Regions from separate parts of the Mus musculus genome. Here all the other regions are linked to region 2. The links are chromatin loops, found by intact Hi-C in ENCODE. Cell type or tissue: left cerebral cortex. All regions are shown on one strand.

Region 1 (8,000 bases), 160 kb before region 2:
TGGAACCCTAGTTCCCAGGAAGAGTAGCCAGTGCTTGTAATCACTGAGCTGTTTGGATATACAAGGAAGATGGGAACAGGAATGGTTATAGCTCATGTTAGTTGATACCCCTTAGTAGGATGCTTGTCTTCTAACTTGGTAATTTCTAGATTCTTTGGCTTGAAAGCAGTATACATTTCTTGGTGCATTAATTGTTACTGAAATAGCAACTTGGATATATTCTTTTTTGCCTTAGGCCAGCTGCTTCAGGTGGTCAGAGCAGCCAATGGTGCCCAGTATATCTTGCAGCCTCAGCAGTCAGTTGTTCTACAACAACAAGTTATACCACAAATGCAGCCTGGTGGAGTCCAAGCTCCTGTTATCCAGCAGGTAAGCAGTATAACCTACAGGCCCCGTGGTATCCATTTCCTTGGGCTTCTGCCTCTGCCGCTGCTGGAGTTGTATGACTTTCTTGTGTGCTTCCCCACTCTTTCCCCCAGACAAGTTAATAGGTGTGCAGCAGTCAGAAACAATTGTACTGAGTTAAGATTATATGCCTTCAAGCTTAATGTACATTTCTCCTGTTTAAAACTGAATTATTATTAGTTTGGTTTTGGACGTTTGATCCCTCTAACCGGTTTCTAATTGGTGATTTTGTTTCTGTAGGTCTTAGCCCCACTTCCTGGAGGGATTTCACCACAGACAGGCGTCATCATCCAGCCACAGCAAATCTTATTTACAGGAAATAAGACTCAGGTCATTCCTACAACAGTGGCAGCACCCGCCCCGGCACAAGCGCCGATGCCTGCAGCCGGACAGCAGCAGCCACAGGCCCAGCCTGCCCAACAGCAAGCTCCGTTGGTGCTGCAAGTTGATGGAACAGGGGATACATCTTCTGAGGAAGATGAAGATGAAGAAGAAGACTATGATGATGATGAGGAAGAAGATAAAGAGAAAGATGGAGCTGAAGATGGGCAGGTGGAAGAAGTAAGTTTCTATAAAAGCTTTGAAAAGAAAAGGCACTCATCATTCACTTTTGCTAAGCATGCAAATTATATGCTTTTTTTTTCCCCCAGAGGCAGAGAGAGGTGGATGCTCGCACTTAGTTTTTTCCATATACTGTCAAATCCCCAAGCCTAGGGTGTGGTGCTGTACACTTGGGCGTGTGAGTCTTCCTAAGTCAGTTAATATTTTTATCACAGTCCACTGTAGGCATGCTCAGGACCTAGATAATCCCTCATAGATATGCCCTGAGTGAGGTACATCTCCCAGGAAATACAATATAGGTCCTGATGGTGTTAACAGTAACTATTATACGCTCATTTTAAAGGTATGTGTATCAAGTGGGTACTATATTAATAGGGATAGTGACGATAGTGCAGATCAAAGATATCTGAAATGTGGTTTAAGCATAATGTATTGGTAAAAAGATAGATGTAATTGATTATGTCTTTTAGTGATTAAAAAGGTATGACGGTCTGGGGAGAGAGGAACCTGGAGAAAAACTGAATGTGACAGATGCAGCCACAGCCATGCTTGGCCTTTGTTGTATTCCATAGCAGGTCCTCAATAATCCGATCTTCATACTTTTTTCTTTTTTCTTTTCTTTCTTTTTTTCCGAGACAGGGTTTCTCTGTGTAGCCCTGGCTGTCCTGTAACTCTCTCTGTAGACCAGGCTGGCCTCGAACTCAGAAATCAGCCTGCCTCTGCCTCTACTTGAGTTTTCTTGTCCATGTATAGCAGAAGTACAATATGTTTAAATGTAGTTTCTGTTAAATTTTCTTAAAATGATGTCACTAAGGTTCATCTAGGTCACAGTCTATAGCTCATTTTTACTCTTGATTGTACTATAATTTGATTGCCCTCTTCTGGATCTAGTGAGCATTTGGGTGGCTTGTGTTCTGCGAGCTCCTGAGTTTCTCTTTAGTATTACACACGAACATGGACTTGCCATCTGACCTGACTGAGACTATCCTGCCATGTCTGTAACTTGTAGATGTCAGTATGTTATCAATTCCTGATAGTGGCAGACTGTTGAGTTTTTTCCAGTCTGAAAAGTGGTGTCTTTAGTTGGAACTTCCTTAACTACTCAGGAGCCTCAGTTGCTTTGCATGCATTTGCTTGTTACTATATTTTTACTGTGTCAAATGGCCAGTGTGCATTATTTCTAACCCTTTCCCAAATCTTAGTCTTTTCATAAGTGACATTTACATTACATTGTGTTTCTCCAGCTTGCTTGCGTTATAGACATGTACAGAATTTGTAATAGTCATCGTTGCGCCAGCCTCATGGTTTTGTACTAATGCCTTCGTTGACTTTTTTGTGTTTTAATGTGGAAGATTTTTTTATAATGTTCTATGATTAACTGTATTTGTTGTTGTTGTTGCTGTTGTTGTTGTTTTTGTTGTTGTTTTCCCTTATAGATGTCTTTTGGGGCTAAGTGAGCACCAAGTGTTTTGCTTTTTTTTTTTAAATTATAAGGAAATGTATTTTATTATGAAATGCCTTTCTGCAGCCATTGGTTGCTGTATCCCACTCATAGACGGCTATTTATGAATTTTTTTGAGTGGTCCTAATTTGCAAACCAGTCTTGAGTTCTCTATGTGACACAGCTTGGTCATTATGTATTCTCTCCCTAACTGCTATACTCACATTGACAGAAGTTTATGTCAATATGTATGAACGCTTTTGTAATTTCTTTTCTCATAATCCTCTCACCAGTTCTTATATTGATAGTATCCTTAGGAAAGATTTTTTGTTTGTTTGTTTTTGTTTTCTTTCTTCCTTTCTTTCTTCTTTTTTTTTTTTTTTTTTTTTTCTGGTTTTGCGAGACAGGGTTTCTCTGTGTAGCCCTGGCTGTCCTGGAACTCAGAAATCTGCCTCCCTCTGCCTCCCAAGTGCTGGGATTAAAGGCATACGCCACCATGCCCAGCGAAAGGATTTGTATTTTAAAAAAATTATATAATCTCTTCCTGTGTTTTGTTTTTAATTGTTTTTGAGACAGGGTCTCCTTAAGTCTCCCTGGCTGGCCTGGAACATAATGCCTCCTGTGTTCTAGGATCAAAGTTGTGCACCTCTGTCCCTGCCTTGCTAAACTCGAGGGAGGGGGTGGTTTTTGGTTTTGTTGTTTGTTGTTTTGAGACAGGCTCTGTAGCTCTGGCTGTCCTGGGACTTGGTATGTAGACCATGGTGGTCTGTACCTCCACCTCCCAGGTGATGGGATTAAAGGCATGTGACACCATGAACAGCATCTGGATATTTGCTGCTTGGTACTGTATTCTGCCATTGAACCACCCACTGCTCAGCTCAAGAGTGTATAAGAAAGTCTCAGCCTTACAACTTTAAGCAGTTCAGTTCTGCCAGCAATCTGAATGAGCTTGGAAAGACCCCAAAGGGTCAGCTGACAATACGTCCTGTCGGACCATACATTTTAACCTGTGTGAGACTGAACAGGGAAACTTCCTCTGGTTGCTTATTCTTTTGACCCTCAGAAACTAATAACAGATGTGGTTTTCTTTTCCTAAGCATTTTTAGTTGTTAGGGAAATGGAAATTTAAACCACAATTGGGGGTCATCATACCTACTAGAAAAACTATAATTAAAAAAACCAAAACATTACATGTATGACTGATTGGACGTATTTCCATGTATTACATGCATTCATTGCCTACAGAGGCCAGAGGAGTGGGTGTCAGATCCCTGGAATTGAAGTTATATGGTTGTGAGCTGCCCTGTGGGTGCTGGAATTGAACCCAGGCCTTCTGGAAAAGCAGCCAATACTCTTTTTGGGGAGGGGGGGGTGTTTCGAGACAGGGTTTCTCTGTGTAGCCCTGACTGTCCTGGAACTCACTTTGTAGAGTTCATGCTGGCCTCCAACTCAGCAATCCGCCTTCTTCTCCCACTCACCTCACACACACACACACACCCCCCCCCCCCCCCCCCCCCGCCAAAGTGCAGGGATTAAAGGTGTGTGCCACCACGCCCAGCTGCAGCCAATACTCAAATTGCTCAGCCATTTCTCCAGGTAGCAATGGTGTAATTTTAAAAGACATGAGTCATAAATGATGGTGAAGATTTGGAACCCTTAACGTGTTTCTGGTGTGAATATTAAGTGGTACGGACGGCTTTTAAGGGAAACAGTGTACTGGTGGTTTTCAGAGTTAAGCAGAGAATTAGCAGTGTGCTGCTAAGTTTCACTTGCAAATGCATATAGCAAAGCATTGAAGCAGGAGTTCAGACAAAAACATGTACATGAGTGCTCACAGTGATCCTCTTGTCACTGTCCAAACAATGCAAGTATGGGGACTGTCTGTGAATGGCAAAGGAAATGTGGCATATCTATACAGTAGAATAGTATTTGGCTCTAAGAAGCTCAAAGTACTGTGCATGCTGCTCCATGAGTCTACGTTGAACATCGAAAAGCACAGCACAAACACCCACAGGTACCCACAGAATAGGCAAATTGATGACGTCAGGAAGCAGATTGGTGGTTGCCAGGAGATAGTGATTGCTTATGGGTAAAGTTGGTGGAGTGCTCTGGAGCTATGGAGGTAGGAAGTGTATTTTCTAAACAGTTTAATCATTTTTTTTTCACTTAACATAGACATTTGTGTTCAAAGAGTATGTATGTCACATGTCACCCCATGTGTGAGTGGCACATGCCTAGGCTTTAACATCCTTGACTGGTTTCCTTCCTCCCTCTGTTTTGTCTTGTCGTCATTTAAATCTGAGTTAAAGCTTTTATCTAACACCACAAATGCAGTTTATCCTTATTTTATCCCCTTCTTTGGTTTTATTTTTGGCCCTGAGATATTTCATCCTCTATGTTTAAGACAAATTTAAATCTTAATTCTTTTTTCCACCACGTCATATTGACAGACAGTATTGATCGGCATTTAGAATCTTAATCTTTAGTACAGTCCTGAGGCCATACTGCAAACCAATTGTATTCTTTCTTCTTCAATGTCATTTTTTTTTCTTTTAAATTGTTGCTGGTACATAATATCATGACCTCATGAAGCCTTCATATCTTCTTAGGTTTATTTCTAGTCATCTGAAACACGAGAATTTATCTTGTGCGGTTACTAATGAATAAGGAAATTAAAAAATATGTGCCTGAGTGTTTTGCCTGCATGTATGTTCACTACATGAGTGCTTGGTACCCAGGGAGGTCTGAAGAGGACATCTGGTGCCCTGAGATGCAGTTAGAAATGGTTGTGAGCTGCCATAGTAGATGCTGGGCAGTGAACCCAGGTCTTCTACATGAGCAGACAATGCTTTCTAATGAGCTCCAAAGGAAATAAATGATAACCCCCTTTGAATCTTACGAGTTCTCTAGCTTAACTTTTCTTAAATTCCCGCTGAATAACATTGGCAAAACCTTAAGCATTGACAACACTGCATTCAGTGTGTCCAGGTAAATGCCTGACATCCTTCCCAGAGACTGTCAAGGCCACGGTAATCCGTCACTACAGGAAACGTCATAGCAATCCATGAGATCTGGATAATAAGTCCCCTTTGGTTTTCAGGAGCCGCTCAACAGCGAGGATGACGTCAGTGACGAGGAAGGGCAGGAACTCTTTGACACTGAGAATGTTGTCGTCTGCCAGTATGATAAGGTAAGGACTTCACATTCAGTGTGAGCATTGTTTTTATTGTGATCTCTAAACCAGCTTTTCAGCCGTACTGAAACGTTTAGGCAGACGATGACTGCCTGTATTTGTGTTTTCTTTTCCTCCTGAGACCAGGTTTTATGTAACAGGATGGCCAGGAACTCCCTGTGTAGGAAGCTAGCTAGTCTAGGATGACTTTGTATTCACCTGTGCTCCTCCTGCTTCAGTCTGGGCACATGCCACCATGTCTGGCTTGCCTTCTTCCCTTTTATAGCCAGTGCGAAAAGACACATTGTGACTGTTTCACAGTTGTTTGAGTAGAATGAATAGATCTTAATTCCTTACCACTGCCTTTGGAAAGAAAGTAATGGGCAAAATGAGGAGACTTCATGATCATTTTTCTATTCATATGATGTCATCTTGTAACAGCGCCCCACGCCCCCCCCCCAGCTTTCCAATGACAGAACTAATGCAATAATTTTGTCTTTCATAAACTTTATGAGTTTTGTGAGATTTCTTAAATTTTTTTTATGTATTTTTCTCTTTGAGGAAGTTTAAAACCAAGCTGTTTGGAATTGATTATTGAGTTTTGTGGGGTTTTTTTTCCCTATTAGTTTATAAGGTTTTCGTTTTTTGATTTTTTTTTTCTTTTTTTTTTTGGTCTCCCCCCATTTTTAAATGTATGAGTGTTTTGCCTGCATATGTGTATGTGTACCACATTTGTGCCTGGTGCCTGCAAAGGTGAGAAAAGGTTTTCCAGATGCCCGGGAACTGGAGTTACAGAAGGTTATGAGCCACCCTGCAGATGATGGGAACCAAACCCTGGTCATCTGGAAGAGCAGCCAGTGCTCTTAACAGCTGAGCTAATTCTCTTAACTGCCTAGTAATTGCAGTTATTTTTTTTTATGATTATTATATGTTTAGGTCCTAAGCAGAATGTTCTTTTATAATATTTTTGTTAATAGCTCTCAGTGTTGTCCGTCTTCCTAACTCAGGCACTCCTGTGAAGAGGTCAGTCAGCCCCAAGGGTTGAGAACTGCTGCATTCGTGTTCCAGTTAGGATTTTTATAGTTACGTCTTTAAGCAATAAATGCTTATCGGTCATGAAACGGATTGTAAGTTCACATAGTATTGATTTTTCTTTGTACCCATGTGATTCTTTTCTTAAATGTTTAATGAGTAGCAGTAAGTACAAAGTACTCAGAGACTAGAATTTGGGTATGAATATGTATTTGTACATGAAATTCCCTTCCGATTAAAGAGATCTTACTTTTTTGTTGTTACAATGAGTATAAGTAGCTGTGCCTAACCAAACAGATCAGTAGGGGGACTGGCAATACAGTGTATCTTCCTTCTTAATTAAAAAAAGGCAAAGCCAGGTCAGCTGTATACCAATAACCTAAAGCCTGTTACATGATTGATCTGTTTTAGTGCATTGTGACTTCAGATGAATGTTTTTAATAATCTCTATCACAAACTGTGTAGCAGATGGGATTTTTTTGTTAGCTGCAGAAAGAGTATGAGGTTAAAACAGTAGTTAGTCTGAAAAGACCTGCTTGCAGCCAAATACCCAAAACACAGTTTCATGATGGCAGGTTACCAGACAAGAGCTTGACTAAAAAAATACTCCTGGAAGTATTTTCTTGTTTTAAGAGAATAGTGTATTCTCCTTTGATAAGCTCTATTCAGTTTTTTAAAAATTCCTGTTTTTTTTTTTTTTGCACGCCAGATTTCCTTTCCCTCCTGGTTCACCCTCTGACTGGTCCTCATCCCGCCCTGCTGTATTCAATTTTTAAGTGTAAAGTTGGTTTGTCTTGTTCCCAGATACATTCAGGTTTTAAACCAATAAAATGAGAGTAGGTATACATAGCCTAGTGAAGAACAATTTCAGAGTTTTCAGAGTTCTATTTGAAAAATTAGAAAGACTGAAAGACTAGAATGAGTGCTTAGGTAAGTTAAATGGTGAAGTAGCCTGGGTTATTTAAAATGAGAAATGAATGGGGTTTGGGCCAACTTGATTTTTTTAGAAGTTTTGTTTTGAAGCCTGGGCTTTGCATTTCAACAGTGAGTGAATTTTAAGAAAAGCACAGAAGGAATAATGAAGTTGTTGCCTGGCAAGTTGTGGCTTAGTTGAAATGCTAATAGAATGGCAAGTTTCTGCTGATTAAAGAGCAAACACTTGGAGCACTGGTGAAAACAGTAGAATGTGAGGGAAACATTGTTAGAGGTAATTTTAGTTGAATACATTTTCTTTGGACATTAAAGATATTTTGTTGGCATTTGGTGTATTTATGAAGGGCTTAGGCTAGTAAAGGAATGCTTTTAAATTTGTACTTTGTACTTCTGTGCAAACATAAATATTACTCAACATGACTTCAGTTTTGAATTTTTGGACTTCTTTCTGAATAT
Region 2 (8,000 bases):
AGTTTTCTCTATGCTTACCGCTTGGTCAGAAGTGATATCAGAAAATAGAATTACTCTTCAGTCTAGCCAGCACTTGTTTGCAGAGATGGAAATCACTAAAAACTGGATTCAGGCCTTGGAGCACGATACCTGACACAGTCCCTGGCTTCTCATGCACACACAAAGGCACATACATCCATGTACCTACATGCTTTCACAAACATGCATGAGCATTTACACATGCACTTGCATATACACAAAAAGGAACCCAGCTACAACAGACCACTTCAGTGCAGCCTGCCACTCATCATCTCAGAATTCAGCTTCTGGTGTGTGTGCACATGTATGTGCAAGCACAAGTGTGCATCCACATGCATGCCGAAGCCAGAGGAGGTTGCGGCGATCCTGCTCTGTAATGTTACTGGGCTGTTGAGTGACTCTATTGCTGCCTTCTTAACTACTCCACAGTCCTCCCACAGCGCCTGGCATTCTTGACATTCAAGTCACCTCTTTGACTCAAGTTCTGGGATAATTAAATAGAGTTATAGTAACATACAGGTTCTGGGACATTACTACTGGAAACTGCATGGCACTGTATAACGCTTGTGTGGTGGGAAAAAAGTAAAAAGAAAAAAATTAAAAAGAGAGAAGCCAGAGTTGACCAAGAAATGTCCCACTTGTTTTGGCTGCTTTTGAGGAGCCTCCATATCTTGAGTGACTACTTTTTCTATTCTCAGAGGATTTCTGCCTTAGTTAGGGTTTTATTATTGTGAGGAGACACCAAGACCAAGGCAACTCTTTTTTTGTTTGTTTGTTTTTCGAGAAAGGGTTTCTCTGTGTAGCCCTGGCTGTCCTGGAACTCACTTTGTAGACCAGGCTGGCCTCGAACTCAGAAATCTGCCTGCCTCTGCCTCCCAAGTGCTGGGATTAAAGGCGTGCACCATCACTACCTGGCCCCAAGGCAAACTCTTATAAAGGAAAACATTTAGTTAGGGGTTTGCTTACAGTTTTAGAAGTTCAGTCTCTTATCATTGTGGTGGGAAGCATGGCATCATATAGACAGACTTAGTGCTGGAGCAGCCAAGAGTTCTACATCTTGATCCAAAGGCAGCAGAAGGAGACTAAGTTCCTTAGCCAACCAGGAGGAGACTGGACTCCACACTGGGCAGAGCCTGAGCACGGGAGACCTCAAAGCCCACCTACACAGTGACACACTTCCTTCAATAAGGCCACACCTCCTCCAACAAGGCCCCACCTCCTCCAATAATGCCACACCTCCTAATAGTGCCACTCCCTATGAGCTAAGCGTTCAAACACATGAGTCCAAATCTATTCAAACCATCACAGTACTATATCAGACAGTTGTGAGCCACAATGTGGAATTGAACCAGGGTCCTTTGGAAGAACAGCCAGTGCTGGGAAGCACTAATGAAGTCAGTAGTTGTAGGATGTGGATAGTCAAAGTATCTTGAGCATGGTTTGACTAAACGTCAAACCATGGCAGGCAGTGACAGGGTGGAAACCCATCTGCTGCCACTTCAATATCTGTAAGTAAAAAAGCTAAAGCCCTCAACAGCCAGAGAAGCAGCCTTGGTGGAGGCATTGTAGTCCATGCTCCACCCTGCCATCTTAGTTTTAAACCTGTTCTGTCATGTTTTCTGGTCACCACCTATTACGTAGCCTGTCCAGCCTTCCACCTCTAACAGAAACACAAACTTTCCTAAATAAATTCACTTCAGTTACAGAAATGCACCTATTTAAGCACACCGAGTGGCAAAAAGCACAACTGGAAAGCTACTGCCAAACCCTGAAGGTGGAACTTAACTGTTTGGTTTAGAAAACACTGAGATAGTCACCAATTTAACTGTTAGTTGCAGCATGCAAACAGTTAAAACCTGAACCTGAGAAATCTCAGCAGCATTTCAGAACACACGTCCGCATGGCAGACAAACCCTTTATTGTCCTGACGCTCAAGACCCGAGACAATGTAGGATGTGCCAGTGGATTCAGGTGGTCATGGCTGCCACCATGAAACTGATGGGGACAGTGCCAGGCATCCTGCTCTGGGCTAAAGGACAAGGCAAAGTGAGTTAGCATACAAACACAGACTGCCATCCTCTTATGCAGAGGCAGCCTAAGGCAATCTGAGCAGTACCTGGCAACCTTCTGAATAGACGAGACTGATGGGCCAGCTTAGTGTGCTTGGTTTGGAGGTAATATTATCTATAATTATGTGCCAAACACGTTGTTGCTGTTGTTTTACTCTTTACTTTTTAGAGAATCCTACAGAGACATGCATTTTTATTCATTTACACACTGGGAGGTGTGCTATGGTGCTCATGTGGAGATCAGAGGACAACCGGTGAGATTCAGTGCTCACTTTCCACCATATAGATTCCAGGGATCAAACTCAGGTTGTTGTGCTGTGGGGCAAGCTCTTTTTACCCACTAAGCCATCTCATTGGCCTTATGTGCCCAAATCTTTAATTACGTTCTCTTGCTTTGTCTAGGTTTCCTAGTGTCATTCTCCAGTGAGAGTTCTCCTGCATATCAAAGATGGTCAAATGTCCCAAATGGGCAGTAGGGATAGCAGCTCCCCCAGTCCCCATCACAGCCCCTGCTATAATGACGGTCCCTGTGCCTCCCTGGAGAGGCAAGTAAGAAAAGATCCAGTGCTGCATTGGAACTGTCTCTCCTTCCCATCCATAAGACCACAGAAGCATTGTATCGGCAGTGTAGAGAGAGGAGATCGACTTCACTCTCACTACCATAGTACACAGGTAGATCATGCTAAGGAAGAAACACCCTCAGCATGTTAGCAACATATCAAACAGCCAGCCCAGGATGTTTAGCATCCTGATGGATGCTGCAAAGTGAGGCTAACTCAAGGATTTGCGTTATAAACCAGAGGTCTCTTCAAAAACTCTAAATGAGGATGGGGTGGAGATGGCAGAACACTGTCTTGACATGACATGGCTGTGAGCCAATAGAAGCTGTGATTGCCTGCCCATGACCTGAGTACGTTTAAACCCTTTAGCATACTGCCATAAAGTGGGTAAGGGCTCAGAAGGCCCCCACCCCTACCTGAAGATTTAACAGATGTTGATGTTTCCTTGGTTCCTTGGGAGGGAGAGACATTTTCTTTATGTGGTTTCACCACTGGTAACTGCTCAGGCTCCTATAACCCCCTCATGTATGCTCCTGTAAGCAATCTAGTTAAACCCCTTTGGGACACACACATTCAGGAGACTAGTTCAGAATAAAGGAGAGATCAGATGGAATGGGAGGGGAACCCTCCCCCTTTTTTGAAACCCTTCTTGGTTCTGACAAGTCCAAGGATTCATTTCTAATAGGCTCCCGATTATGTTTTGTTTTGTTTTGTTTTGTTTCCTTCTTATAGACAGAGTCTGTCTACATAGCCCTGGCTACCTTGGAACTCACTATGCTGACCAAGCTGGACTGGAACTCACAGAAATTCACAGAAAGTCTCTTGACTGCTGGGATTAAAGTCGAGAGCCACTATGCCGTCTCTGATCAAGCTTTTAACAATTATTTGATAAGTCAAATGGCCAAGGTAATTTCTCATCTAGGGATACTTACAGGGGAATTTGGGAAGAGAAGCAATTGTATTTTCTAAGATAAGTTTTAAAAGTTAATTCTTAAGGTTGTGTGTGTGTCTAACTATTACTTGATGTGAAACTAGAATCCAGCGGGCACTAGGAGTTGGCACAATGTAGACAGACTACTTGTAACTTTTTATTAAGCACAACTCCCAGGTATCTTGAACCAAAGTTTTATTAGGGATTCTGTCCCCCGTGTCAGCAGCATAGCTGACCTTCCCGAGCATGGGGGATTGAATTTGTACAGGGACTGACCAGATATCCGCGCACACCCCAACACACACCACGAATTTCTCGGGGGGGGGGGGTCTTGGCCTTGGCTACTCACAGAGTCTGGGTGCTGGGCGGCAGGCTGGGGATTCGGTGGAGCTCCTTGCAGGTGACTCTGAAGTCGTCCTCCTGGTGACACTCACAGGGTGGAGACGCACACTCTTTGCCCCGCAGGCTCCTGGACAGGGCGAGCAGCAGAACAAGCAGCAGCAGGGACCCTGGCCTCATTTTCCAAGGGACCCTCTGGGCTACTTCATCGTTGCGCGCTGTCGCCACATTCTCAGTGCCCTGCGTCTGACGCTGGAAGAGACCCGGGTGCAGGAGGGGAAGGGAGGGAGGAGGAGGGCTCCGAGGGGCTGTGACCTCATCGCTGGAGAGCACGCTGGAGAGGGGGAAGGAGAGGCTCTCAAGTGCTCCGCTTGCCTAGGCAACTCTCCATCCAAACAAGCCTGCTTGCGGCACTTCATCAGCCTCGCAGCGCCTTCTGTTCCGAGACACCCAACCTCGGTCCCTGTGTCGTTCCCTCCCTGTCACCTATTAGTTCTTTCTTAAGTCTAGACACGCTTTCGTCTCTCCTGGTCTCCGAACTCCTGAAGCTACATTTCCCGACTGAGCAGCCTTTAAGAGCTGTGCCGACCGGGGACCCACCCAAATGGGCTCCGTCTAATGTCTCCACGGAGGGGACTGTTGTGGGACTCTCTAGTGTCCCGTGGAACTTCGGCTTCTCCAGGTTAAAAGTCTCCGGAGCAGTCAGCACAACCCGTGACAGCTTAGAGTGCAGCTGAAGGGGGACGAGTCACTCCGGGCGAGACAATCCTCCATGCTGTCTAGCTGGAACAGCCACGGTCCAGCTTGGAGGCGCCACTAAACGTCTGGAGATGCTGCTCTCACCAAACCCAGCAGCTCCGTGAAGTCAGGCGCTGGGCTCTGGGGCCATCTGCTGTAGATAACTGGGAACTGCGCACACAGGTTCCCTTGCCTGCACGGTAACAGTCTGGTTTTACGAATCTGCTTAGAATCCTAGACACTTTTCATTCTCATCCACCCTCTCCAGAAATCCAGAATGAAGAGAACACTTAAGTGCCACCTTGCTCTTCTCACACCCACCAAGAATATTAGCTACAAATGTAAACTAGATTGTGTCAATTTTCTTCTTGGAAGTATAACTGCTTGCTCGTTCCTCTAGGAGCAAAAGGAATACTAACTCCTCACATGCCACACGGCTTCTTTTACAGGTAACTCCAGAGCAGGAGGGAAAGGTGTGGTGGTGGAAATCAGAAGAAACATGAAGAGAGAAGGCTCTAAAAATACAGGATGGAGGTTAAGGGCAGGTAAATATTAAGATTTATTGAACTGTACCTTTAAGATATACACATCCCCATGTTTATAGAAACTTTATTGTCACCCCAAAGTGTAAACAACCCCACGTGTCCTTCAAGAAAACTGTGAATGCACAAACAATATTTCATAGAAAATGAATCGAGCTCTAGTTTACATGACATGTACAAATCTAGAACACGACTGGCAAGCACAAGGAACTAAATTCACAGCATTATGTACTTATGTGTGATCATTCCTATACATGACATTATGTGGTATTTTCGGTGGAAGTAAAGCCAGGGCTGGGGATAAAGCTCAGTTGGTAGAGTGCTTGCCTACCATGTTCAAGGCTCCAAACCTAGCCAAGTGTAAACTTGGTGTGGTGGGATACTTCTGCAATCCCAGCTGTGGGAGTCAGAGGCAGGAGGATCAAGGTACTTGGCTACATAGCAACTTGTAGGCCACCATAGGCTCTATGAGGCTCCAAAGGACTGAAGTCTTGAGAAGGAGGATGACTACAAACAGACACCCAGAGACTTTTCCTGGAAAATGAGATTGTTTACAGTCTCCTCTCTGCTGCACACATAGCAACTTGTAAATGTGGAGAGCTATAGTGCTTGCATTTTGAATGTTAAGCCCATCTTAAATCCAGGGATAAACACCCTTCGACTTTTCTGAATGTATTCTTGCAGCAATACATTTCTTTACTGAAATTCTATTTGAGGGTTTTGTGTAGATGTGCCTAAGGCAAAGTGGCCTGTTGCTCTTTATCTTTTGTATATTTTGTTCTCAGTAATTGATTCTTTCATCACGGAGTGAATTGAGAGATATCTTCTCTTTTCTACATTTCTATTAGGGTTTGTATACATTGCGCTTATCTGATAGAATTACATTAAAAACACTTGAGCACTGAGTTTTCCACTACAAACTGAACTTCTAAAGATAATATTCTCTTTGAGGCAGCTTGGGTAGCTTCTAGGTTATAAAGGATTTGTTATCTGTTCCTGACTCCATTGCCATAAAGTTATTTTTTTTTACAGTGTTCTCTCTATACATGTATACAAACATGTGTAATTGGTTCTAATGTCGACTCATTCATACCCAACATTCCCATTTTTGTGTCTTCATTCTGTTCTTTCTTTCTTTTTTTCTTTTTTCCTTCCTTCCTTCCTTCCTTCCTTTCTTTCTCTCTCTCTCTCTCTCTCTCTCTCTCTCTCTCTCTCTCTCTCTCTCTCTCTTTCTTTTTTTTCGAGACAGGGTTTCTCTGTATAGCCCTGGCTGTCCTGAACTCACTTTGTAGACCAGGCTGGCCTCAAACTCAGAAATCCACCTGCCTCTGTCTCCCGAGTGCTGGGATTAAAGGCATGCACCACCACGCCTGGCCATTCTGTTTTTCTTATTGGCATAGTTAGATGTTTGTTAATTTCATTGTAATTCTCAGCACAGTATATTTTCGGTTCATGGATTCACTATTGAATCTATGAGTTTCCATATTCTAGTTCATCTACACTGGCTTGTCAGCTGGGATTGCCATTGCGCAGGTCTTGTTTAGGTGGCCATATTTCTGAGATTTCCTGGGTGCAGCTTCTCCGTCATATACAGAAGACACTATATCTCAGCAGACATCCTGGTTCTCTGATGCTTACAATCTTTCCATCTCCCTCTCTCACAGGCTTTAGGTGTGCGGGTTATGTTGTAGATGCATCAATTGGGGGTTGGGTACCCAGTGGTTCTTAGCTCTCTGCATTTTGACCAACTGTGGCTTTCTATAATGTGGTCCACATGTTACACAAAGAAACTTCTTTGATGAGGAGAGTGAGGTCTTAGTTAACTTCCCTGTTGCTGTTCTAAAATAACCTGGAAAAATAACTCTATGGAGAAAAGGTTTATTCTTGTTCACAGTCCAAGAGTAGATCCATAGGGAGGTCAAGGTAGCAGGAACTTGAGGCAGCTGGTCACACACATCGGGAAGGAGAGAGCTATGGACGCATGCCGGTGTTCAGTGCCTCTTTCTCATTTCCTATGGTCCAGGATCTCAGCCAGGAAATAGTGATGCCCACAGTGGGTGGGTCCTCCCACCTCAGTTAAACTACTCAAGAGAATCCTACACAGGCGTGACCAGAGGCAGTTTCCCCAGATGATTATAGATTTTGTTGATGACGAACACTAACCATCACGTGTGTGTCTATGATTCTTGTCAAAATTGGAAAGTTTCAGCCATACGTCTTTTATGTCCCTTTATTGGACTGCTTCTCTGTTAGGATTCCAATAGTTGCGCTTATAATATGCTGCCGCAACTAATTCAGTTACTTACCTGCAAAGTCATCCAGGCCCTGAAGTTTCCAATGGATGTCAGGAGCAGCTTGGTTAGCAAAAGCTGTCTTCACTGCTGATGGGTTTCTTGGGCTTCTGGGTGAAAGCCTGTATAGGTCCTATAGGCTTCAACATGTCTCTTTAGATATTCTCTGGGGCTTTCATTCTTTCCCTGTGTCACGTGGCTTACCTTGGATAAACTTATGGGTCACCTGTCAGCCTCTTGGAGGCTCCCCTTCAGAATCTGACAGTAGACCCAGAGCCTCCAATTGCAGGATTTTCCCTGTCCAATTACATTAAAATATTAGTGCATCAGGAGGCTTGTGATTGGACAGGGAAAAGGGAGGCGGAGTGAAGAGTTGGAGAGACAGCACCTCAGGGGAGAGAGGAGGAGGCAGAGATGGAAAGCAGACAGACAGGAAGAAGAACCCCAACCAGCGTGGCTTTAATAGCCACAGGTAGTTATGATATCATAAGGTTAGAATAACTGGGATAATT
Region 3 (8,000 bases), 400 kb before region 2:
TACCCTAAGCAGGAAGAAGACCCCAGCGTTAACTGAAGAGAGCCTGGTTGCCTCCCTCCGGCCTCTTAGCTTTATTAAACAGCTCTTTCCTTGTCACCATTCTGGACCATGAGACAGAGGTGTGAGGGAGGGGTCAGACACACCGCCATGGCCTGCAGCTGTGTTCCCCTCCGCTCCTTCCACCAGCCCTCTTGAATAGCTTAATGCAGTGATTCTCAAGCTAGGGTAGGGATCAAACAACCCTTTTCCCAGGGGTCACCTAAGCCCATCAGAAAACTCGGATATTTCCATCATGATCCATAACAGCATTGATATTATAATAAGTCTTTGTTTGTGTCGTTCCCTGCACAGCCTTTATTGTGTCCACTGCGTCACTGAGGTAAATCTGAGGTAAATCTGAGGTAGATGAGTGCGCAGGGAAGAATGAACGGAGAATGGCTCTGTCCGCTAAGAGACATCTCCACCGCTGACTGAACACCAAGGTACTTGGCATACATTACTGAGCTGGATTATAATGATGACTCCATGATGTCACTCCCTCTTCCATCTCTCTCCCAACCGCTGAAGAAGCAAACTCCTGAAAGGCTGAGCAACTTGAGATTGCTCAACTGGTGCTAGTCATAAAAAAAAAACAAAAAACCTCAAATGCAAATAAAAGATGTTCCTGGCTCGAATACCCAGGTTCTTTACTGTGATATGCTATGCCCTGAATGCAGCGTGGTAAGCTCTATAATAGAGATGTGGACAGTCCTGTGGGGAACAGAAAGAGTAATGACACAAAGGGCAACATCTGCCCCCTTCCATGTCACCCTGTCCACACTGACAGGCTGTTCTGTATTTAGCATGGGCTGCTAAAATTGTTTACAGGTGCCGGGTGTGGTGGCGCACACCTTTAATCCCAGCACTTGGGAGGCAGAGGCAGGTGGATTTCTGAGTTCGAGGCCAGCCTGGTCTACAGAGTGAGTTTCAGGACAGCCAGGGTTACACAGAGAAACCCTGTCTCGGAAAAAAAAAAAAATGTGTTTACAAGTATCCTGGTATCATGCTGTGACTATAAGCATGACAGGCATCTGGAGTGTTGTGAGGGCCACACATCTCTGCTCCACCATGTCTAGGGCAGGGTGAAATGGCTATAGGAGCCTTGTGACCAGGACCTGAACCTTTTACCCTAGGCCTAGCATCTCTACCTGAAGCCAGAATAACCAAAGGTCCATCCTGCACTCACAAGCTTGGCTCCTGGGCTAGCCTGCCCCAAACCTCTGGGAGCCGGCCAGGGTCTCTCTAAGGGTGGAGAAAGAATAAAGACTCAAAGCAAACATCCAGAGAGCTCAAGTAGAGCTGCAGGCTGCTTTAGGGTTGCATTTCACAAATTAGCATGGAAATGGGCAATGTCTGGTGTCTAGATTGCTTCTCTACAAGGTGGGAATGCAAGGACAATGCCAGGAATTAAACAACAGCCCATGCTGGAGGACTTCATCGGTGGCCTTCAGCAACTTCTCACGCCCAAGCTGTTTCTGTAGTACCAATTTTTCAGGGGTTTCTGATGTAACTGTCATCTGCCCAGTTTGCCTATAGATTTTAGATCACCCGCTCCATTATGACACAGCTGGGCTATTGAAGATTAGTGGAGCCAGCGAGTGCCTATGTGTGTGTGGACACTCAGTGCCAGCTGTGCCTGCCTCAGTTCTTCTGGCTTCTCGTTTCCTGAGGCTCCCTGAGGCCTCTCTGCCCTCTAGCCAGGCTTGTGCTCCAGTCTCCGCTTAGACTCCACTGGGTCCACATTAAGTCAAGCCCATCTGATATGCACCCTTGTGTGTTTCTTAGATAGTTCTTCTTATCATTGATTACAGTCTTTGCCTGCTGTACTCTCCTGGCTTGTAAATCCCAAAACAGGCACCAGTCTGTCTTGTTCACCCGCAGGGGTCCAGAGCTCAGCAGGATGCCCAACATGCAAATTAATTTGTTTCATTTTTTTGAATCAGCAGATGGAGTTTCTAGTTGGAAGAACATGAAAAAAGGGGGCGTTGACATCCAGAGAAAGTGCAGACGTGCAAATGGACATTTAACAGTTTGAGTGGTGCCCCATGGCTTAGCCACTGTGTATGAGACTTCCCTGAACTCTCTCAAATCCCAAGAAGGATGAACATATCCTTCCAAGAAACCAGCTTAGGAGAGGGACAAGTGGCCCACATCACCTGGAGGGAGGCCTGCTCAGGAATCTCTCCCCCACACAGGCGGTGTCCAAGAAATAGGAACAGAACGTTTAACATTGAGCTCGACCCACTGGAGTAACAAAGCCCTTTCCAAACTAAGAAGAGGAAACATGGAGTACTTAGAGCATCAATGAAAAGAAACCAAAACAACCTCTGCCCTCTTTAGCTCTGCTGTGCCAATCCCATCCAATGCTACCTGGGTGTTTACTGCACCCAAGACTGGACCAGAAAGGAGGAGAAAGGCAGTGTAGCCAGGGGGCCTGTGAGTGCCACCAGGAGCTGCCACCTTTGCCCTGTGTCTACTAACTTCCATGGGACATGGGCCCTTCCATGCATATCTTTCTTCACTCAGAAAGCCTGGCTATCATAAAGATGAAAAACTTGCCTGGAATATATATAGTTGAGCCCCTTTTTCTCAAAAGTCTTATCGAGTTGGTAAAGTACCATTAAACACTAGCTGATCACTAAAAATGTCTAGTTCCTTTTTAGGATTCTGTAGCTCCAGCGGTTACACAGCCATCTTCGTCCTGTGGGGTGTGGTTATGTAGACAGAATGGGTACACAGAGAACAGAGACCACAATGCAGACAGACTCCTCTCACTCTCCCAGTACTGCTTCCATCTAAGCTAAACAGCAAGTCGGGCTGAACTATCTACCATTCACTTGTCGACCAGGCAAGTCCAACCTACACCCGCTTGCCACGTGCACCCAAAGGCAGCAAAATGATTGCAACCTAGCACAAAATCGTAAACTCGCTGGTTACATCATGAGATTATTTTGTTACTCAATTGCACGATCCTCAAATGTGAACGCTGTAGATGATAACACCATGTTCCCATCTACGTCAAATGATTGAATGCATCAGTTCAGAGTCTAAGCTCTTGTGTGCGCCTGTTTTCAACTAGGAATCTCACATTGTTTTTTAATCTGGACCTATCTATCAGTTCCTCTTGAGGTAAAGAAGACAAAGTCATGAGGCTATCTGGGCAGAAGAATGGAACGACTCGGGGTGGGGATGGGGGGGGCAAGGAGCATGAGATCAGGGGCAGTGAGGAAGGGAATGAAGGAGAATGACGTTATAATGAGACACATATATGAAAATATCGCAATGAAATCAATTACTTTATAAGCAAATGTAATCCTCTAAAAAACATGGGTGTAGTTTCCAAAATATCCCCTAGAGGGCACCAGAGTGTCACACCGGAAAAAAAGTTGTGCGTGGTTTTGTTGTTGTTGTTGTTGTCTTGTTTTGTTTTGCTTTGCTTTGTTTTTAAAAAGACAAGTTGGGGTGTGGAGGGCACAGGTAATGGAATATGGAGTGTAAAAAAAATAAATTAATTTTTATCATAAAAAAGACAAGTTTTCCAGTATTTTGTTTGTTTGTTTTGTTTTGTTTTGTTTTTCCAGGCTACTTTTCTGAAATGAAGTCTGAGGTCAGATGTTCCTCACAAGAATATAACTGTACCTTCTAGAAGCATCCTTGGGGCCTCTTGGCATCATCAGCACTCCCTCATTGTATTATCATACATAATACTGAAGTTGCAGGGAACACATGTCACCTGACACCAAGGAGCCATCTGGTCTACCCAGGTCCTGGATGCAGTGTCATAAGAAACAAAGTCCTCCTGGGCTTGCACGCTCTCCCGTGGGTCTCCACTGGCGGCTTCCTCCTTTGGCATCTACCAAGTTGTTCCTTCCACAACCATGTGAAGCAGGGAGAGTAAGGAGGATTAAGCATTTGGTGTGGGAAACTCCCAGGACTTGCCTCCAGTTGTAGCTAATTCAGAGATGGGCCCAGGGAGAGAGGGACATCTGCTAAGAGTCTCCCTAGAGAGCCTCTCCACAGTGCTCTGGCTCCATCTTCTGACATGAGGACTACCATTCACTAGCAGCTACCCACTTCCCTCTGGGGACGTAATCACACTGCTCCCCTTTCCTCGAAGATCACTGATCCTTACTGGGTGCTGTGAGCTTCTGGGCTGTTGTCAGAAAATCAGTCTCTTGCTGATAAAGAAATTGCAGCACGTCACAAATTTCTATGTGCTTTGTCTCTTGGTCCTGGTGTGTTGTGACACCCTTTGTCTTAGTTAGGGTTTTACTGCTGTGAACAGATACCACAACCAAGGCAAATCTTATAAAACAAAAAACAAACAAACAAAAAAAAAACCATTTAATTGGGTCTGGCTTACAGGTTCAGAGGTTCAGTCCGTTATCATCAAGGTGGGACCATGGCAGCATGCAGGCAGGCATGGTGCAGGAGGAGCTGAGAGTTCTACATCTTCACCTGAAGGCTGATGGCAGAATATTGGCTTCCAGGCAGCTAGGATGAGGGTCTTAAAGACCACACCCACAGTGACACACCTACTCCAACAAGGCCATACCTCCTAATAGTGCCACTCCCTGGGCCAAGTATATACAATCCATCACACCCTTACTACTTTGTTCTGTCTGTCTGTTCTTCTGTCTGTCTGTTTTTCAAGAAAGGGTTTCTCTGTATAGGTCTGGCTGTCCTGGAAATCTGTGTGTAGACCAGGCTGGCCTCCAATGCACAGAGATCCACCTGCCTCTGCCTCCCAAGTGCTGGGATTAAAGGAATAATGCCACCCCCACTCCCACCCCTTACTTCACCACACCCCACCCCCACCCCAGCATTTCTTTGTTCTATCATCTAAGGTCTCAATGCTTTGCTACATAGTTTCCAAGGACTTTTGACTTCTTAAATGCAGCCTCCTAAAAGAGAAAGACCTTGGGAAATGAGGAAAGTGATCAGGGCTAGTTACAATGCCTAAACAGGCAAATAAGAATCTGTCCAAGTTGATACTCTTTAAACATATCTAGCAATCAGGAAAGAAGAGGATTAGCAAGATGTTTCATTGAGTAAAGTGTTTGCTACACTGATCTTAGACCCTCGGATGTCATTAAAAGTTCATGGTGGGGGCTGGTGAGATGGCTCAGTGGGTAAGAGCACCCGACTGCTCTTCCGAAGGTCCAGAGTTCAAATCCCAGCAACCACATGGTGGCTCACAACCATCCGTAAGGAGATCTGACTCCCTCTTCTGGAGTGTCTGAAGACAGCTACAATGTACTTACATATAATAAATAAATAAATCTTAAAAAAAAAAAAAGTTCATGGTGGCATAATGGTGACATCCAGCACTGTGGGGGCAGAGACAGAAGGACCACTGGCTAGTCAGATGATCTGGTGGAATTAGTGAGCTCCAGATTCAAAGAGAGACTCTGTTTCAAAATGTAAGGTGGAGAGGAACAGAGGGCGGGTGATAGTGACTTATGGTTTCCACACTTGGCACACACACCTGCATACATCATGCACACACCTACAGAGAGGGAGAGGGAGAGGAGAGAGGGAGAAGGAGAATCAGAACAGAATAACAAAATACATAGGAGGATTCTGGGAGCACTCTGGACTCATCTTCCTTAAAGTCAGCTGGCAGCCAGCCAGCACTTCCTGGGCAGACAGACCCCTTGGGTGTGAAATGAGACAACTCCCCAACCCACCTCCCACAAACACACCTTCCAGGCCAATGCCAGATGTTCCCTGAGAAAAACTCTTGTTCATGTAGCTTCCCCCCCCCGCCCTCAATTTTTTGTTTGCTTTTGTATGTGTACATCGTTGCTGATCAAACCCAGGGTCTTACCCATGCTAGGTCCAACAGCTAAGCTCCCAAACAGCCCCTGGCCAACATCCTCCTGCCTTTCCTGATCCCTCCTGGTGAATGGCATGAATAGAAACTGTCCTCTCCCATCAGGGGCAGGAAGCTGATTCCCCTTCCGGAAGACTGGGCAATGGCTGGCAAAAGCTTGCGAGGAAGAAAACAGGCTTGATGATGGATTGTGAGGGGAAGCAGCTGGGTGTGGTGAGGGAAGCCTTCCCTCTTTCTGTGTGGGAGCTCAAGGTTTCTCCCAGAGACCCAGAGCCATGCGGGAGCTCTACATCTCCTCAGTAGATATATGCTCAGGGTTCACTTGCCTGTCCTAGAGCAGAACCTATTATAATTTTGTTACCTTTTAAAAAAAATTGGGGGTGGGTGAAGTTATGTGGGTACTCACCCATGTGTGGGGGTCAGAGGACAACTTTCAGGAGTTGGTCTCTCCTCAGCCACCAATGCATTGTAATGACAGAAAGTTGGGCACCTTTATTGGCTGGATAATCTCTCCTGCCCAATGACCTAGAATACCTCCTTTAATGTGGAAGGGTATTTTGTCCACATGTATGTCTGTGTACCATTTGCATGCCTTGTACCCTCAGAGGCCGAAAGAGGCCATCAGAGCCCCTGAAACGGGAATTATATATGGTTATGAGATACCTTGTGGGTACTGGGAATAGAACCTGGTTCCTCTAGAAGAGCAGCCAGTGCTCTGAACCATCTCTCCAGTCCTATCTAGAATAATTTTTAAGGGACATGCCTTCTTTGTTCATTATCCTTCACGTCTCTTTCAGATGCTACTGAACGCAGTTCTATAGATGGGAGCTATTCCACGAGTCGTGGGGAATGGTATCATTTGTGAAAACTCCTTTTTAATTCAGCTTTTTTTGGAGACAAGTTCTCTCTGTGTAGCCCTGGTTGTTCAGGAACTCACTCTGTAGCCCAGGCTGGCCTCAGATTCACAAACATTCACCTGCCTCTCTGCCTATGGACTGTTGGGATTAAAGGTATTTGCCACTACTGCCCAGCTAATGAGAATTTTTTTAAAGCCAGGAAAATTAGGAGGAGGAGGAAGAGGAGGAGGAAGAAGAGGAAGAGAGGGGGAGAGAGGGATAGAAGAAGAAAGGAAGGAAGGAAAGAAGAGAGAGAGAGAGAAGAAAGAGAAAAGAAGAAAGGACCTGGAAGGAAGGAAGGAAGGAAGGAAGGAAGGAAGGAAGGAAGGAAGGAAGGAAGGAAGGAAGAGAGAGAGGGAAGGAAGGAAGGAAGGAAGGAAGGAAGGAAGGAAGGAAGGAAGGAAGGAAGGAAAGAAGGAAGGAAGAGAGGGATGGAAGGATGGATGGATAGCTGAAACCTTTCTGAGTAAGTCAAGAAAAAAAACATGGCTACCTATACCTGAGCTCATGTTCTCTCACTCATTCCCTGTTCTGCTCCGAATGTCTATAGCAGAGTCTAGGGACACCCTTGGTGGTCCCCAGGCGTCTGGGAAGGTGGCCCTCCCTAGCATGGATAGATAGCAACCTCAACAGTTGAAAATTCCTGGAGGGTCTCCAGTGGTCACACCAGACTCTCTCTGTCACCAGCCTCTCAGATTTGCTCCCATATGCATGTGCACACTTGTAAGAATACCACATGATCTTATCATCTATCCAGACGCCATCTCTAGCACAGATATAGTATATATATATATATATATCTGTTTCTTACTGTGCACATATTTGTATATCAACTGAGAAGATAATTCCTGCTGGGGGCCTGCTCCAGCCAGGGCTGAAGTGGGACACAGCATTGTATGACAGTCAAAGACTGATGGTCCCTGGCCTTATAATCTTTCAATTTGTGCTTTAAGAATGCTGGTGTACTTCCTCTTTTGTGCTTTAAGTTCTGGTTTCTTTTCTCTAACTATATCATGATTTAATAAGTGTGGTTTCTTATTATTCTATGGATAAACACCGCTGGTTTCTGGTAATAAACGCCTGTTAGTAACAGTGGATTAGAAGAAAAAAAAAAAAAAAAGCTTAGTTACCTAGTCTTTTCCTTCTGGTTCAAATGCCCCTCACTGGCCAGGCGAGAGGCTTGGAGCTCATTAACTCTTTGTGAACCAGCGGGAAAAGAAAAAGAAGAG

Evidence for each region. A loop is a pair of places that touch in the nucleus more often than their neighbours do. Peaks named below come from ENCODE experiments on the same cell type or tissue, not always from the same donor. Only the 100,000 strongest peaks of a DNase experiment are listed, where the experiment ranks them.
Region 1: it touches region 2 in a loop (2.3-fold over the local background); 3 of 42 quality-filtered maps call a loop at or near these places.
Region 3: a loop joins it to region 2, with 6 times the contacts of the local background. A loop is called at or near these places in 25 of 42 quality-filtered maps.

The regions. Positions count from the first base shown.
Region 1 is chr12:91,560,506-91,568,505 of GRCm38, reverse strand. Gtf2a1 (general transcription factor II A, 1) reads left to right here. Exons shown (of 9, transcript NM_031391.2): 6 at 236-369; 7 at 646-966; 8 at 5,508-5,597. Among named protein-coding and RNA genes, the nearest start is that of Gm25776, 9.1 kb to the left of the region's middle. In left cerebral cortex, no CTCF peak of the experiment used is centred here; a DNase peak (open chromatin) is centred at 4,440.
Region 2 is chr12:91,397,182-91,405,181 of GRCm38, reverse strand. It overlaps Tshr (thyroid stimulating hormone receptor), which reads right to left and starts at 4,189. Exons shown (of 10, transcript NM_011648.5): 1 at 3,928-4,189. The coding sequence starts at 4,097. In left cerebral cortex, a CTCF peak has its summit at 4,808 (motif pointing left); DNase peaks (open chromatin) are centred at 4,334 and 4,795; H3K4me3 peaks cover 712 bases.
Region 3 is chr12:91,794,984-91,802,983 of GRCm38, reverse strand. No RefSeq gene overlaps it. Among named protein-coding and RNA genes, the nearest start is that of Ston2, 13 kb to the right of the region's middle. In left cerebral cortex, a CTCF peak has its summit at 3,385 (motif pointing right); a DNase peak (open chromatin) is centred at 3,402.